3 separate regions of the Homo sapiens genome follow, and all the other regions are linked to region 2. Evidence: read pairs that join two places in POLR2A ChIA-PET (ENCODE). Cell type or tissue: OCI-LY7. All regions are shown on one strand.

Evidence for each region. Peaks named below come from ENCODE experiments on the same cell type or tissue, not always from the same donor. Only the 100,000 strongest peaks of a DNase experiment are listed, where the experiment ranks them.
Region 1: POLR2A ChIA-PET joins it to region 2 with 6 read pairs; 1 of 35 experiments calls an interaction of 5 or more read pairs at or near these places.
Region 3: POLR2A ChIA-PET joins it to region 2 with 8 read pairs; 1 of 35 experiments calls an interaction of 5 or more read pairs at or near these places.

Annotation. Positions count from the first base shown.
Region 1 is chr2:55,027,021-55,031,020 of GRCh38, reverse strand. It overlaps RTN4 (reticulon 4), which reads left to right. Exons shown (of 9, transcript NM_020532.5): 2 at 2,801-2,857; 3 at 3,536-4,000. Among named protein-coding and RNA genes, the nearest start is that of RTN4, 21 kb to the left of the region's middle. In OCI-LY7, no CTCF peak of the experiment used is centred here; no DNase peak of the experiment used is centred here; H3K27ac peaks cover 58 bases.
Region 2 is chr2:54,308,802-54,312,801 of GRCh38, reverse strand. No RefSeq gene overlaps it. Among named protein-coding and RNA genes, the nearest start is that of CIMIP6, 20 kb to the left of the region's middle. In OCI-LY7, no CTCF peak of the experiment used is centred here; a DNase peak (open chromatin) is centred at 1,651.
Region 3 is chr2:54,089,500-54,093,499 of GRCh38, reverse strand. It overlaps a transcript of ACYP2 not described here. Among named protein-coding and RNA genes, the nearest start is that of ACYP2, 24 kb to the left of the region's middle. In OCI-LY7, no CTCF peak of the experiment used is centred here; a DNase peak (open chromatin) is centred at 359; H3K4me3 peaks cover 1,876 bases; H3K27ac peaks cover 2,512 bases.

The DNA.
Region 1 (4,000 bases), 720 kb before region 2:
GGTAGTTTTGAGAACAGAATGAACATCTGAAACAAATGTGCCGGCTCAGCACAGTACCTGTCCCACATTAATGTTTCTATAAATGTTGTTACATTGTAAAATAGAAGCAATTGATCAATGCAATATTTCTGCTAATTACAAGGTATTTACTGGGTGACGATTTACCTTGTTTCAGGAGAACTAACTTGAGGGGCTGATACAGTAAGAAGGATTGCACCAGTTGCACTTGTACATAAATACATCCTTCAGAAGATGAAGCACATCTCGTGCTTTGAGGAAGCCTAGCCAAAAAATAATAATAATTATAAAGCACAAAGACTTGGGAATTAGATGTTTTGACCCTCTGGCCTCCTAGTTCTGTGACTTAGGGCAAGTTGTTTCTTCTTTTTTCTTTCCCTCTCCCTCCTTCACAACATTTTTAGGTGGGTACTCTTATTATCCTTATTTTACAAGTTTCATTAGGCACAGAAAGGCTAAGAGTTACAGTTGTAAGTGATGGATTTGTGATTTGGACTTAGGCAATTCAATTTCATGATCTGTGATTGCTTTATTAGGAGTCTGAACTGTATTCTTGAAGTCCCAGAAGATAGTTAACTATTCTGGATTTTTTTAAAGAGCTTTTAGAAATGTAGTACTTGTTTTATGGGTAACTGGATCGAATCCCATTTTACAAAATGAAGATTTTTCTTTTTTTCTTAAACATAATGAATCTTTGAAATACCAATTTGAAAACTTTTTTACTTAGAAAAATTCCAGGAATATAGTTTTTATTATAAAAGATTATTGCACTAGGTAGGAATAAGAGTACAGTACATTAAAAAAATACTTTAAAATTATGGCACAAATTTAGATGTAGTTTGTTTTCCCACTAACTTTAACAGTAATATATGTTTCTAGTTCACTTTCCAGATAGACTAGCCTCTGAATTAGTGGCTTTTAACTATATTGTCTAGATAAAAAAGACAACCATTTTGTTAAGAATTGGTTAACTGTTATTTAGATGGAGCAGCTGCGTAATTATTTGGTTCTGCTCTTTGACCCTCAAATTTCAGTTTTATACAAGCTAATAATTCATTATTTTAGCTGAAGGGAACTTTCCTTCATTTTACAAATGAGAAACTGTAATTTAAGATCACATAGCAAGTAATCTTTTAAATATGTGTACACATATATATGCACTTTATTTAAAAATCTTATAAGCCATTATGTTACCCCTTTGACTGGATAGCCCATCCTACCTAGTGCTCTAGGTTGGAGGAAACCCTTTTAAACACACATCATAAATTTCCCGTCATCACCCTCATCTAGGAATCCTTTAAGTATGACTTCATGCCCAGTATATATTTATCTAAAATATATAAGACCTTGTGAAGTTAGCTCTCCTAATTCATTAAGGGTAATATGCTTGGAAGACAAGTCCGTATTCATGTTAGCTACATTTCTTGGATTTTTATCTGTTTTGATCAGCCTTGTCTAGCTTGTCCATCCAGATGAAATTGTCTAAATTTATTAGGTTCTCTCTGTTAAAGGAATATCACCTTCCAGTCATCTCTCAGGCTGTTTCAAATTGTCTGATGGTAGAGGCCTTTCTCTAGTGTAAACCATGGAAGATCTTTAGCTTAGGATCTCCCAACTGCAGGTACAAGATGACATTGTACAAAGTTAATATTACCAATATAGAGTGTATTAGTTAGCTTGGGCTGCCGTAACAAAATACCATAGGCTGGGTGGCTGAACAGAAATTTACTTCTCACAATTCTGGAGGCTGGTAAGTCTAAGATCAAGGTGCTGGCAAGGTAGATTTCTTTTTGAGGCCTCTTCTCCTGGCTTATAGGTGACCACCATCTCACTGTGTGCACACATGACCTCTTGTGTGTGCCTGGGGAGACAGGGAGCATGACAGCAAGCTCTCTGGTGTCTCTTCTTGTAAGGGCATTAATCCCCTTGGCCCAGGGCCCCACCCTGACTGCATTTAACCCTAATCACCTCCCAAAGTCCCCATCTTCAGATACTATCACTTTAGGGGTTGGGGCTTTAACATGAGTTTTGTAGGAAATATAAGCATTCAGTTCTGTAACATACAGTGATTAAGGAAATGGGCTCTGGAATTGAATTGCCTTAGTCTCTCACTTACTAGTTGTGTATACAAATAACAAGTAGCCCTCACTTAGGTTAATTTTAAGCAAAACCAATAATGGTGTCATCCTAAAGGCAGTTAATTTTTTTTTTTTTTGTATTTTGGACTCTGGCATTTGGACATTGGCACAGGACTAATGTCTTCAAAGAGCAATGTACAATGACTGTAACAACTTAGAATGTAAGAGAAAATGCATAATTCTTTAAAAGTGTTTCTTTAAATTGAATATATGCCAATAACAAAAGATTAAACATTTGTAGTTGTTAATTGTATTCAAATTCAGCTTTTTGTTTTTGGCCTGAATAGAACAAGACAATTTACCTATGTGAAAACCTGAGTGAAAGCTTGGGATGTGATATGTTAAGTAGAACAGTATTTTAAAGCCACTTTGATTCATAAGTTTCTTTAACATAAACAGGTTGTATTGCCTCTTGAAAAATGATAGGTTCTATGGATAACATTTAATTAGCTTTATAATACATATGATGATTTAACCTGAATTAATGGTACTACTTTTTCTGACTTCCTTTTGATCTTGGCCCTTTCTCTGTAAAGTTTTTTGTTAACTTATTACAAACTGAACCCTGGCTTGCTCCTCTTATCTTTAGTCTCCTTTCAATCTGTCTTTATTTCTGCTGAGGTTATATTCTATTTGTTTTTCAGATGAGACCCTTTTTGCTCTTCCTGCTGCATCTGAGCCTGTGATACGCTCCTCTGCAGGCAAGTTCTTTCTGCCAGCCTTTTATCCTCTCTGTATTCTAACTTTAACTCTTTAGTGTGTTAACACTATGCAGAGTAGTTTGGGTTTACTAAAAATTAGCATGGTTCCGAGAATGTTTTGTCTACTGGAAAAGTTGAAATGTGCATTTTATATGGTATGCCCAAGGGAAAAATGAGCAAAATCTGATGAATACTTGGAAGTACATAAGGAATTCTTGGACCCTTGAATTACATTTACATATTTACCATTCCCTTTCTCCAAATACAGTTTGAGTATAGCCAGAAAGGCTTTCCTGTAAATAAATACCAGTCTATGGCATTTACCCAGTGCCCCTTCTTTCCTATGCTGTCACCGAAACTCTTTTCACAGATATTCTTCTCTTCTCTAAAACTAGCTATTAGTATCTTAGTTGATAACATTTGAGGTTTACTCAGACTTGATTTGTCTTTGCACAGCATGTAATTGCCTCTGTAGCCATGCATATGTTATATTTACAATAGCTTAATATTTTCAGTAATGATTGAAGTCTACTCTATTGTTACTTATTAATTGCTATTAACATTTCATTTTAGTAAACAGTAAGTCTTTACTAACACTATTTTGGATCTGTCATAAAACTTGCATTAACTCTGAGAACACTGGCATTCTCTAACTTTCCTTTCTGTCCATGGTCACAGAAAATATGGACTTGAAGGAGCAGCCAGGTAACACTATTTCGGCTGGTCAAGAGGATTTCCCATCTGTCCTGCTTGAAACTGCTGCTTCTCTTCCTTCTCTGTCTCCTCTCTCAGCCGCTTCTTTCAAAGAACATGAATACCTTGGTAATTTGTCAACAGTATTACCCACTGAAGGAACACTTCAAGAAAATGTCAGTGAAGCTTCTAAAGAGGTCTCAGAGAAGGCAAAAACTCTACTCATAGATAGAGATTTAACAGAGTTTTCAGAATTAGAATACTCAGAAATGGGATCATCGTTCAGTGTCTCTCCAAAAGCAGAATCTGCCGTAATAGTAGCAAATCCTAGGGAAGAAATAATCGTGAAAAATAAAGATGAAGAAGAGAAGTTAGTTAGTAATAACATCCTTCATAATCAACAAGAGTTACCTACAGCTCTTACTAAATTGGTTAAAGAGGATGAAGTTG
Region 2 (4,000 bases):
GAGCAAAAGCATGATGGGAAACAGGTTCAAGGAGAATGGAGGAGTTAGACCACAGCAAGTGTAGACAGCTTTTTTGAGGATTTCATCTGTAAAAGAAGAAATATGTCGCCGTAGCCAGATGGGCCAAGACACGGAGAAATAATAGCATGTTTGAGGGGAGAGAGGCATTCAGTAGGAAACAAAAACTGATGATGGAGGAGTGATGGGGAGACTGCTGGAGCAGAGTCCTTGAGGTTATGGGATCCAGGCATTGCCTTAATTAGGATCATAAATAATTCATCTATGGTAATAAGATGGTAGAGGAAGAACTGAGGTACAGATGGAGGTAGGTGGGTAGATGCAATGCTCGGTGCTCATGGAAGTTCTTTCGGATGGAAGTAGAAAGTAAGGTCACGTCGAGTCAAGGAGAGGGTATGGAGATTTGAGGAGTGAGGAGCAAGCATGAAATGGCAGTCTAAAAGGGCAGGGAGTGAATGGATTAGAGAAAGTTACTGGGCAGAAGTTAGGTTCCTCTTGAGGTGGAATGCCTAGAGCATTTTTGTTTATACTGTATAATTTAATACTGTACTGTTTACTTTATGGCCATATACTTTATTTTTCTTTTGTTTTGTTTCTTGAGATGAAGTCTTGTTCTGTCGCCCAGCCTGGAGTGCAGTGGCACGATCTCAGCTCACTGCAATCTCCACCTCCCAGGTTCAAGCCATTCTCCTGACCTGGCCTCCTGGGTAGCTGGGACTAAAGGCTCCCACCTCCATGCCCAGCTAATTTTTATATTTTTAGTAGAGACGGGGTTTCACCACATTGGCCAGGCTGGTCTTGAACTCCTGACCTCAGGTGAGCCATGCGTCTCAGCCTCCCAAAGTGTTGGGATTCAGGCATAAGCCACCGTGCCCAGCCTTGCGGCCATATACTTTAACTCAAGAAAATTTCTCTTCTGTCATAGCTGGTTTTTCCTTCTGTTTCAGTTATCCTGACTTTTTCCCCAGGAACTTCTATCATTGATTTATTGGTGCTTTAGATATGTACTCTGTCTTCCAAATTATCTCCTCTCACACTTTTATTTCTTGTTCCTTCATCTACTCTCCTGATGAGCTTTTAAAATTTATTCTCGACACCATTGTTTTCTAAGCCTGCCTGATTGTCAAAGTCATTTGGGGCTTTTTTTTTTAAAAAAAAATAACATTTAGATTTAGAGACAAAAATCATGGAGGATCCTTATTCATTAGGTCTAGGGTGGGGTTTGGTAAGAAGTATATTTAAAATGCTCCCCAGATAATTCTGAAACCAGCTGGGTTTGGCAGCCACAGCTCTATATACACTAATTCAATTTATCAGTTGCTAATTCCAGAATGGGTTGTAATTCTGTTCTCTTTAGTATTTTCCACAGTTTGTCTTTAAGTGTGTGTGTGTGTTGCCTGTTCTTCAGACTATGATCTTTACATCTCAGCTAATATTCCTTCATCTTTATATTTTATTTTAACCTGCACGTTTTCTTTCTAAAGGCTGCCTTCTCTTGTTTCACAGAGATCAACTTTTATTGTATGCATTTCAGGATATACAATGGACATCAGCAGGTGTTTCCTGAAATATTTTTTGTGTAGTAATTTTTAGAGGTATGTACTTCCTCTGATTTTAAAACATAATGCACCCTTTACCTTGGGCTGTATAGCGCTTTTTGTGAATTGCAAGGCTGGCTTTTGTTTCCTGTTTCTTCATTTTTTAATGAGGAGACTGGTGATACACTGACATTTGCCAATAGAGAGTATTCCTCAGGTCTAACACCTTAGAATGGTCTATCTACTGTAATCCAGTGTTTAGGGTTTGTTTTTTTTTTTTTTTTTTTTTTTTTTTGCTATGAGATTTCTAGGAGCCTTAACATTTGTTTAAAAAAAACTATGAAATACACATACAAAAAATGTATAAAATATTTTGTAGAGTTTAAATAATTATAAAGTGAACCCCTATGGAGCTACCATTCAAGTGGAGAAAAGTAAGACCACCAGCTAGTTGAGGAAGCCTTCATGTACCTGTCCTGGAACACAACCCCTTTCCCCTAACCCAGAATAACCATTATCCTTGTTTTGTGATAATCACCCCCTTGCTTTTGTTTATAGTTCTGTTATTGCTGTTAGCATCTCTCAATGCAATTTCTAGCATGCTCTGCCACTGAGGCTCTTTTCTTTGCCTCCAGTTCCATGCTTTGAAAAAAGGGACTACCCGCTATGCCAGTACCTGTGACCTTCTCATTCCTATGTGCTGTGACTTATGAGTCATGTTAGCCCACTCAGTGGAGAAGGAGGGGTAGTTGGGATGTGGGAAAAGAGAGAATGGTTGATTCTTCTTTTGCTGCCTCAGAAAATCATCCCTGAGGAGTAGAATGATTTCTGCTCCATTTTTTTTTTCTGGTTGATGTAATATTACGCAGTGTCTGCTCACTTTGTCAGTGTCCTGGTTAACCGTTGCAGGCATATTTTTAATGCAGATTAATCTGCACTGAATTTGGTAGAAATTCTGCCTTGATGTTAACAAATGATGAAATGACTATGATTCTTGCTCTTTATAATTGTTTTGAAATAACACTAAATTTTCAATACAATAAATCTCCTGCACCTTCTCATTTTCTCTAGGTGTCTTCTAATTTTTGTAGAAAATGGGAATGAGAGAGAAAAAGCTATACTACAGGCTTGTATTCACTGCTACTTGCAAAGTCCATTTTGCCAACATGGAAAATAACACTAATCAAAGAAAAATGTAGTTTGAGGATGAAAGAAGGACCTTGAACATCCAACCAAAAATGTATACTGATATTTCCAGCAGAGAATAAAGCATAAGTCAGGCTCTCTAAAAGGCAAATAAAAAACACCCTATTTCTATAGAAAAACCAGCTAAAGAGATCACACAGTGACTAGAATTTTTAATTCTAAAATTTAAAATTTTTTCAGATGTCAGTTTTATTCAAAACCATTTGAACCAGTTAAGAAAAAGAAAAGTAGTTCTTATGTATGATTCTAAATGTTAGGTTAACATCTCCAAGACATGCTTATAAAAACACTTTTTAATTAACCCACAAATTATATATGTGTATTTCCTCTTGCACTTTTTTAAATCACAGTAAGATAAGAATAGGAATGAAAGACAACAGAAAATTAATTTCAGAAATATTTTAGCTGACAGGGCATGGCAGCTCATACCTATAATCCCAGCACTTTGGGAAGCCAAGACAGGAGAATTGCTTGAGGCCAGGAGTTTGAGACCAGCCTGGGCAACATAGCAAGACACTGTCTCTACAAAAAAACTTAAAAAGAAGTAGGCTGGATTACTGGTGGCACCTGTAGTCCCAGCTACTCAGGAGGCTTAGGCAGGAGGGCTATTTGAGCCCAGGAGGTTGAGGCTGCAGTGAGCCCTTACTATGTCACTGTACTCCAGCTTGGGTGACAGACAAAAAACAAAACAAAACAGATTTTAACCACCTTAGCCACCGTGCACCTTTATGGAAGCCATTATGAAGAAGAATTTTTTTCCAATAGTACTTTTCATGAATTATGCATGTTTTCAACAGAAATAGCTTAAGGTTAAGTATACATACCACATGGGCTTGACAGAAGTAATCAAGAGAATAGGAACTGCATTTGAGTTTAGCATTTATAGACATTTAGAAAAGAAGACCCTAGATCTAAATTCAGTGTCTTTGTGTTTTTTTTTTTTTATTTCTTTGAGGCAGAATTCTTCTCCAAAGATGTCTTATGGACAATCCTAATGTATGGAAGAGATGGGGGTGGAGCTGCTCTGATTAGAGCAGGGATCAGGGCCCTGGGCCAAGGTCAAATTGCCTCTCTTTCTGACTGCCTTTCTGTAGTCCTCCTAGTACCACCCCGTGGAAGTCCTGTGGCTCAGTGGAATCCTGTACAAAATCCTGATTTAGTCTAACTTCTTGACTTTGCAGTTGAGGAAACTGAGACACACAGGTAATCGGTGGATGGCCTGGGCCAGAATGCAGGTC
Region 3 (4,000 bases), 220 kb after region 2:
CTACCTCTTTATCATTAGTTGTTTCCAAAAGTCTTGTTTTAATGTTAAAATTAGATTTGAGTCAAAGTACTATTTGCATACGATATTAATTTCGGTAGTTGAGAAAATCTTAGAAGGAAAAGCAAATCTCCCACCTAATCAATCTGCAGTCACATTTTGCAGAGACAATATTCTTTTCAATATTTCTACTTTTAGTTCTTCCGGCAGTTGTCTGTGTAACTCTAGAGAATATGCTTACACCTTTACATATTGATTTTTATCACCCTTAGATATTATCTGCTGACTTCCTCCTGTGAAGGGGGAGGACTTAGCTCATTTGCATTGCCCTAATGTCTTAGGTTAGGTTCCCTGGGAAACTGACTCTCAGGCAGAGACTTACATGTAGGAGGCACACAACTCTGGAGCAGTGAAGGCAGCAGAATTGAGCTGCAGGAGGAGTTTACCTGCTGTGCAGTCGACAATAGAAGCCTCAGCCCAACCAGTGGGAGCTCAGAGCTCACTTCAGAGTTGTCTACTCTGAACGATTGTACCCCACCATCAATGGGTCGTTGGATGCAGCCTGGGGCACATAAACTTAGAAAGCCAACTCTCTTTGGCTGAGGACAATTCTAAAAGAACTCAAGGTAGGTTGTCAAGCAGCCAGTACTTCTGGCAGCCAGAGAATGAACATCATGGTCCTAAAGTGGGGATCTGAGCAGAGCACCATGGCATGCATCACTGTACACCCTCTATGTCACTGGAACCCACCTGCTTCTATAGTAAGTTCACCCCATTTGAAATTAGCTACCCTGGATTTCTGGTTGGTTCCATTAGGAGAACCTTACTAGAATGTCAGGGGGCCAAGTTACAGTCTTTCCCTCTGTAGCTGCTCTCAAAGCCACTTCTGAGACACTCCATTTCCCTCTTCCACTACCAATTCTAGATTCCCCTCACCCTCACCTAGCACCTATGCTGCTCTAGATGGCTTAACTGGTGGATGATTCCATTCCTCATCCCTGATAAATCTTAGCCCTTTGTCACCCAACCCTGTTCCAAGGCTGATTATAGGATAACATAGGTTGGCTACATTGTTCACTTACCATCACAACTGGGCAGGAGAGAAAGAAGAGCTGCTCCTACGGATCAGCGGAGTGTCAAATATATTCTTCTCTGTCCCACCATGAAGCAGAAATCCCAACTTCTCCTGATTATCAGGATCCATTTTTCCTGCTGAAATGTGGTTCCTGTCCCTATTCTTCCCTCTTTCATAACCCACTTGTAAATGAAAGTGCCTATAAGACAGCTCTATTCCATTGTTCCCCAGCACTGCAAATTCAACATCTTCAAAACTGAACTGACATTTTTTTCCCTTCCTTAAACTGCTCTTTCTTCTTCAACCATCCAGTACCTCTGCTGGAAACCTGGTTCATCTTTGGGTCCTCCAACTCCCTCACCCTCTATAGCTGCCTTATAGCTCTGTAAAGTCTCCCTCCTAAATGGCTTTTAAATCAGCCTCACTCTCTTTCCCCACAGTTGCTGCCCTTGTCTGGGCACCCCTCCTTTCTCACACGGACTATTACAAACACTTTCTTTCTCCAGTCTTGCTCGTACTCCTCCCACCAGCATCTCTGAGGTATAAAAATGAGAAACAAAGAGACCTGGAACTAGAAATGTCTCTATCTAGAGCGACATTTAAAATCAAGAGAGTTGGCTGGGGTTAGTGGCTGACGCTTGTAATCCCCGCACTTTGGGAGGCCGAGACGGGTGGATCACTTGACATCAGGAGTTCGAGACCAGCCCGACCAACATGGCAAAACCGCATCTCTACCAAAAACACACAAATTAGCCGGGCATGGTGGCACACAACTGTAGTCCTAGCTACTCAGGAGGCTGATGCAGAAAAATTGTTTGAACCCAGGAGATGGAGGTTGCAGTGAGCCGAGATCGTGCCACCACTCCAGCCTGGGTGACAGAGTGAGACTCTGTCTCAATAAATAAATAAATAAATAAATAAATAAATAAATAAATAAAATCAAGAGAGTGAGATGTGCTCTAAGAGGGACTTGAAGAGAAAAGAGATAAGGGCATCTGCAGAGGCCATTAAAGAAAAAAATAGCCCTTTTGTTATTTACCTTCATGGATATAAAATGCTTATGCTGCAACATTTTTTCTCATCTTTTTTCCATGTTAGAAAGTATATATTGATTTCCTACTATTTTGGAAAATGAGGATTTAGCTTTCTTCCTGTGTTCCCCACCCCAATATACACATGCTTTCCCCTGTCCTCCAACTTAGTTATAGTTTAGATGTACTAAATCAATATTCAGAGATTGCTTCTTTTCATTTGATAAATACTCCTTTGAGCTGCTTTGAAATGTTGAGTTAAGACATAAAATAACCCCTTTTGTCCTTTTAATCATTACAGGCAGGCTCTTGTAGGTGTTGAGAAACATTAGTAGAGTTTCTTCTCTGCCTATTTTAAAAATAGAAAAATGTATTTTAAATCAATCAACAATTATGTCAGCGTTCATTGTGTCCAAGGCAACATCATGGAAACAAAGATGTCTAGTGTAGAATTCCTACCCTCAAAGCACCAACATGTAGATGGTAAAATCATCCAAATACATGGAAAACAGGAACAAGTCTATGCAAGTGCTGCCTAACAGATCTCAAGAGTCAGAGGAAGAAGTCCCGTGCATGGAGTGGCCCAGGACAATGATACAGAGGAGGGGAACAGAGTTGAGGGATTTGATAAGCTGCAAAGGAAAATAGGGCAAAAGGCAAAGAGAAAGAGGAAGAGCGGTCCAGGCGTAAGAGAATCCTAGAGTACTCTAGGCAGGATTGGCAAAGGCAGGAAGGGAGGAAACACCGTTTCATTTTGTTTTGTTTTGAGACGGAGTCTCACTCTGTTGCCCAGACTGGAGCGCAGTGGTGCAATCTTGGCTCACTGCAAACTCCACCTCCCGGTTTCAAGCAGTTCTCCTGCCTCAGCCTCCTGAGTAGCTGGGAATCCAGGCGCACGCCACCCCGCCCAGCTAATTTTTGTATTTTTTTAGTAGAAACGGGGGTTCACAACATTGGCCAGGCTGGTCTCAAACTCCTTACCTCGTGATCTGCCCACCTCGGCCTCCCAAAGTGCTGGGATTACAGGCATGAGCCACTGCACCTGGCCGAAAACACTTTTTTGAGGATGCCAAGTAGCCCAGTTTCATGGCAAAAGAGGTTCATGCAGTAGAAAAGCAGGAGATAAAGGGGCAAGGCAGGGTGAGAGCAGAATGTGATAGGCTTGAATGCCAAGAAGAGGATTCCCAACATTTTCTCATCATCAAAGTTATTAGACAGTGAAGAACACATGGGCAAACTTTTTTTTTTTTTTGAGACGGAGTATCATTCTGTCGCTCAGGCTGGAGTGCAGTGGTGTGATCTTGGCTCATTGTAACCTGCATCTCCTGGGTTTAAGAGATTCACCTGACTCAGCCTCCTGAGTACTGGGATTACAGGTGCCCGCCACCATGCCCTGCTAATTTTGGTATTTTTAGTAGAGACGAGGTTTCACCATCTTAGCCAGGCTGGCCTCGAACTCCTGACCTCAAGCGATCTGCCTGCCTCGGCCTCCCAAAGTGCTAGGATTACAGGTATGAGCCACCGTGTCCGGCTGAGCAAACTTTTTAATAGTTAAAAAGTCCTTAATTCAGTGGGAAAAATGCTGAATTATTAAGTGACTTGATGAACATGTTAAAGAAATATTAGGTTGGTGCAAAAGTAATTGCTGTTTGGTTTTGGGACCGCGTCTCACTCTGTTGCCCAGGCTGGAGTGCAGTGGTGCAGTCACGGCTCACTGCAACCTTGACCACTGGGGCTTAGGCGATCCTTTCACCTCAGCCCCCTGAGTAGCTGGGACTACAGGCATGCACCACCATGCCCAACTAATTTTTTAATTTGTTTTGTAGAGACAAGTTCTCACTATGTTGCCCAGGCTGGTCTCGAACTCCTCAATCTTCCTGCCTCAGCCTCCCAAAGT